Linked DNA regions of Homo sapiens: region 1 is linked to region 2. Evidence: chromatin contacts called from ENCODE Hi-C or POLR2A ChIA-PET data. All regions are on one chromosome and are shown on one strand. The core of a region is the stretch at or near the end of the contact, and the rest is flanking DNA. Distances in the headings are between cores, read along the strand shown.

The links. A loop is a pair of places that touch in the nucleus more often than their neighbours do. ChIA-PET counts read pairs that join two places held with the same protein, here RNA polymerase II (POLR2A). Pooled maps may share reads with other maps.
Region 1: a loop to region 2 is called in a map of dorsolateral prefrontal cortex, with 10 times the contacts of the local background. The contact joins the promoter of EIF4ENIF1 here to the promoter of RTCB in region 2. A Hi-C loop is called at or near these places in 1 of 168 maps with a recorded cell type or tissue (dorsolateral prefrontal cortex) and 11 of 50 pooled maps. POLR2A ChIA-PET finds 5 or more read pairs at or near these places in 2 of 52 experiments (Caco-2 and GM12878).

Annotation. Positions count from the first base shown.
Region 1 is chr22:31,488,475-31,491,174 of GRCh38, reverse strand. It overlaps EIF4ENIF1 (eukaryotic translation initiation factor 4E nuclear import factor 1), which reads left to right and starts at 1,333. Exons shown (of 19, transcript NM_019843.4): 1 at 1,333-1,481; 2 at 2,430-2,552. The coding sequence starts at 2,457. RefSeq lists enhancers at 319-378, 778-1,400, 1,401-2,024 and silencers at 929-1,578, 1,659-1,948.
Region 2 is chr22:32,410,889-32,413,588 of GRCh38, reverse strand. RTCB (RNA 2',3'-cyclic phosphate and 5'-OH ligase) reads left to right here and starts at 1,342. Exons shown (of 12, transcript NM_014306.5): 1 at 1,342-1,525. The coding sequence starts at 1,433. RefSeq lists an enhancer at 1,193-1,372.

The sequences.
Region 1 (2,700 bases), core at 84-2,583, 920 kb after region 2:
GAGCAGGTTATATCATCTTCGCAATTTCACAGGTAAAACTAAGAATCAATAGACTAACTCTCCATAGCTTGTAGGAGGTGGCAGAGATGAGAATGCAAACTCAGGCCTGATGTGCAAGTGTTTCCCTCTGCCTCTTGCCTGTAAAAAAACAGTTTGTAAGAAACACACTTTATTCAGTAATACAAACGAAAAGTTTTCTGTTGCCAAGATTCACAAGAAGGGAGCTGAGTTAGTGGTCACTCACTGCCCAACACCCTAATTTCACAAGTGAAGTGAAGTTCCAACAAAGTAGGCCTCTTGGAAGAAATGTAGACGTTGCTGTCCTTTAACCAGGAAAATTGCGTTCTCGGGACTTCACGCCTATGTATCGCTTCACACCAACGCTGCGCAGTACCACAGGGCAGAAATGGGTGCTTGTGGTATTCCAGCACATAGGACTTCCTCCCCAGGATGCAGTTACCCACACTGCTCACATATTTGCATTTCTGTGGCCCCCTGTCAGCCTGAGTCTGCACTACGTGGTAAGCACTTGACATTCGCCGTCTCATTTCCCCAACTCCACTCGCACTTCCCCTTTCTGTGCAGGCTAAGGACAGATTCAGGTTACCGGAGGGAAACAACATTTCAATGAATTTGTTAGTCGCCTTTATCGCTATCAAAGCCAATCGTGACAAGTTTGTCTTTTAATGCAGCAACCAGTACTCGCGCATAAGCCTCATAGATTTACAGAGGCCATTTTAGAAACACGACCGAAACTTAGGTTAAGTCAGCTTTGCCTAAGATCACGCCACTCGCAAAACAGCTGAGGTTCGAACCCGCACTGGGAAGGCTCGGAAGACCCCAATCTCCTATCTCAAATTCCCACTGCCGAAGCCCCACGGTTCTCTGCCTATGCGAACCATGCAAATACAGCGGTCGTCGCGCCACAGGCCGTGCTAGCCGCCAGCCCAGCCCCATCTAGCCACCGCCTCCGGGAGAGTGGCGTGCCGCGAGTCGCGGGTCCCAAGTGCCGTCCGCTCTGCCCTGCAGCGCGCGTGGGAACGCGGCGGCGGTGGCCTCTGGGCTGCCCACGGCGACCGCCTGCGCGCACGGGAGCGGGTTTCCGCTATCCCCACCGTGGCCTCCTCCTCGCCGCCACCACCTTCCCACCCCCCGGCCCGCGCAGGGGCTGGCGTCCGGGAAGCGCGCGGCGATGCTTCTTTTTCGCCCGGCACCGCTGCAGCCACCTCACATCCGGGCGCGCGGCGGGGAAGGCGGCGCCGGGGCCAGGGTGCGTGGAGGGAGTTATTAAGGGGGAGGGGGCCGAAGAGGAGGGGCGGAGGGCCGGGCTGCAGTTACGGCGGCTGAAGAGAGACAGCCCAAGCCGGTCGGGGTGGGGGCGCGAGAGCGAAGGCTGCGGGGAGCGGCGCTGGGACCGGTGCGGGCAGCGGGGAGGGGAGCGGCGGCCGAGGCAAAGGGCCGCCGAGCGGCGGAGGCACCGAGTAAGGGTCGGCGGCGGTGGCGGCTGGGTCCGGGGCACCGCGCGCCCGGTGCTCCCGGGTGTAGAAGGGGCGCGGGCGCATTGCTCCCGGGGTCGCGTGCGTGAGCGCGGGCGCCGGGGCGCCCGCAGGGGGTGGGCAGGGGCGCGAGGCCCGCAAGGCGGCCGGCGGGTAGCCGGCGGGCTGGCTGGCGGGGACCGAGCCGCCGGGCCGGGGAGGACGGCTGCGGGCCTGCGCTAGCTCCAGCTTGAAGCGCCCGGGCCGGGAGATTCGGCCTCCCTCCTCCCTGCGGCCGGCCGCCCCTCAGTGAGTACGGTCTCCGCCCTTCCTCCGAAGGAGGCCGCTGGGCCCGGGCCTGCGTGAGGGGCTGCGGGTTGGGGTCGCGGCCCGGGGAAGCCAAGTTTCGGAGCTGAAGCCGGTGCTCGCCCTTTCCTTGCCATCGGCGCCCCTGACATGGCCACAGGTGCGGCTGGCCTGGCGAGGGGCGCTCGGGCCCCGTCCCCAGTCCCTGATCGCCGGATAACAAGGGGCAGCTGGCGCCGTCCATTGGCAAGTGACAGGCACTTTCCAACAGACTTCGCGGGTTCCCAGCCTAACCAGTCTTCTACCTGCCCCCACTCCGGGAAACTTCCCCACCAGTCTTGAAAGATCCCCATGGGTGGCAGCTACTAATCTTGGTTTCTCTTGTGTTAAAGCTGCTTAAAGGTTATATACCTTGAATTGGGCACCTTCTACTTTTTACCATGTTGATGCTTAGGATACTAGGAAAGAGAACTGAGTACCAATGATTCTATCTCCAAGTTCTAATTTATAGCATAATTTTGGGGTGGGGACTTGTTTTTAACACTAGCTGTTTTGAGAGATTAAAAAGTTTCAGCTTCTGAAGAAACAGCCAAGATTTCTGAAAACTTACTGTTCTCGGTGACAATTTTGTGCCGATTTATCTTCCAGGTGCAGAGCATTGTAGACCAAGGAGCCATGGATAGGAGAAGTATGGGTGAAACAGAAAGTGGAGATGCTTTCCTTGACCTGAAGAAGCCTCCTGCCTCCAAATGCCCCCATCGCTATACAAAAGTAAGGTTTGCCACTAATGAAATAGTGTTTCTTTTTAGGTGGCGAAGTTAGTAACATTGTATAACTATTTCATTCCTATTAAGTGGTAATCTCATTCTGACTCACTACATGGACTAAATATTAACTAAATTTAGTAGTGCATTACTTT
Region 2 (2,700 bases), core at 93-2,592:
TGAACCTGGGAGGCGGAGGTTGCAGTGAGCCGAGATGGCACCACTGCACTCCAGCCTGGCGACAGAGCAAGACTCCAACTCAAAAAAATAATAAAATAAAATAAGACATAGAAAAGGGAAGAGACCTAAGGTTGCACAGACATCAAGGCTTGATTTTAAAAGAGAATTCTTTACCTCTGAAATCTTTCCAAGAAGGAACAGGGTAACCACAGGAAACTCTAAAAGTTGTATCACTTCAAGCTTTGGGATTTTTCACCCACCACAGATTCAATGAAATGGCAGTGCAGAGTACTAAACTCAGACAATTCATAACTGAGAATGATATTAATGTGTCAGAGCACCTAATCAATGGGGAGAAATTGGGGCAGAAGAGAAGAAAAGCGGAACCAGTGTAGATAATGCAACAAATGAATGGAAACTACATACTGTTTTTTGCAGCACTTACAGTCTAGTGGGGGAATGGAAAGAGGAGAGCTGTTTATAGAGTGCTTGCCGTGTGCCAAGCCCCGTGCTGATTACCCCTCCAGTGTCACTTCATTTAGCCTTCTACTCAAGAAAGAATTATGATCCCATTTTAGAGATGACGAAACAGAGATAAGAGGGGTTAATCACACCAAGTCAGTAAATGGCACAGATAGAAATTGAATCTTGCGTCTTTCTAATCCCAAAGTTGCAGTTGTTGACATGAGGCCGAACTGGAAACTGAAATCACTTAAAGCTCACTTACCACTATGAACAAGAGACACGGCGTATAAAAGCATGATTAAAGAGGTCTTGATCATCAAATGCGGCTAGACTGGGGAGTTTTGGCGATCCATAAGGGCTGTGATTTGATCATTTTGTAGTATATGTCTGGCCACAATAGATGCACCCACAAGTGTTTGTCAGAATAAATGATAAGCTGCCATGCTTCATTCTTTGGGATGCTCCTTTCTGACCAAAAAAGTTATTTGGTGTATATCCAGATTCATTCTGAAACATAAATGTTCAGCTATGGTATTTACTCAAACAGGTTTTTCTTTCTCAGCTGCTGGCGTTATCTTTTTCCCCTCCCAGCTGAGGGTGTAAACTCCAAGCCAATGCACCGAACCTGACCCAGACTCAAGGTGTTTTCATAAGCTGCTGAAAAGCATTTCCAAAACAAAAGATAACTAGATTATACTTTAAACTTCTGGATTTCGCTTAGCTGTAGTTTAGAGGAAATCGACTAATAAAGATCCTAAAGTTATACACTACAGGACAGTACAACTTAACCAGAGGAAAGACATTGGCCTGAAGAATTTTGAGCCTCGGCGCTTGCCGTTGCTCATCTGCTGCGGCGCTGGTCGCGCCTGCGCTTTGGTTCTTGGAAGGCGGTGCTCTGAGAAGCCGGACTACGCGGCAGCGGCTCTTCAAAGCGGAGCCGGGAGTTTTTGCTACAGTTTTCGCCACCATGAGTCGCAGCTATAATGATGAGCTGCAGTTCTTGGAGAAGATCAATAAAAACTGCTGGAGGATCAAGAAGGGCTTCGTGCCCAACATGCAGGTAAGGCAGGAGAGCAAATGGCGGGGCCTTCCGTGCTCCGTCCCCGGCCCGGCCGGCGTCCACTGCGCCCTCTGGACCTCCCCTGACCACTGGGTCCGCCCCGGCCCCTTGCAGAGTTTCCCTCATCCCGTCCTTCTCCCCTCACGGTTCTGGGGCCGCCCAACCTGTTCCGGCACCACCTCCCGCCAGGAGAGGTCCCCGAACCACGAGGACAAGCTAAGTGCGGTGGATATGGGAATCTAAATAAATACGAAATTGGGGTTTCCAAAGCGTTTTCACAGATCAGTCTCATAAACGTATCGTGAGCTGTTTTACGTTCACAGAAACTTCAGTGATCTTTTCCAGGGTGGAACAGCCAGCCCCAGGTTCATTTGCTGGGACTGGAATTCACCTCCTCTGAGTCATGCTGGTTATTTAAATAACGTTTACAAACCTTTGTTCACTAAACCAGGTTTTCAGCATTCAGTATCGCATGTTGGTTTTTAATAAAGCGATGTCATTTCTTGCAGTAGCGCAGGGCAGGGCCTGTTTGATTTTAATATTCACTTCACAGAAGGACCTCGAGGATCTGTCGGTGACATAGCTTCCTCTACCCACCTAGGAAGAAGCTCAGCCAGGACTTGATGTCCGGTTTACTTCTTTGACGTCCCAGATGGAGACTTGAGGGCTCAGGATCATCAGATAGTTTGAAAGCCTGGGCTCTGTATCTCTCGGCCTTCATCACCATCTGTGCTCATATTTTTATTAATGTGAAAAAAGAAAACGTTTATGAAGTTTTGCAACGTATTTTTAAATAGTTTTTGAAATCCCTGAAGGTGCCAAGTAAATGCTTCAAAGGTTTACCGTCTCGTCTCACGTCTTGGTAAACAGCTCCCAATAGTCACTCCATTCTTTTATTCAGAATCAAAGCTTACTGAGTTTCCCTTGTTGGCAAGTCACTTACACTGAGGGAAGAAAAAGCGCACGGGGATAAATCTGTGTTCTGTTTGCTGTTTGGCCACTTTCTTTGTGTGGAAACCGTTACCCTGAAGGAAGGAATAGAAAATCTAACATAGGGAGAGCGCAGTGGTTCATGGCCTGTAATCCCAACGCTTTGGGAGGCCAAGGCGGGAAGATCCTTTGTGCCTAGGACTTTGGAGACCTGCCTGGGCAATATAGTGGGACCCTGTCTCTAC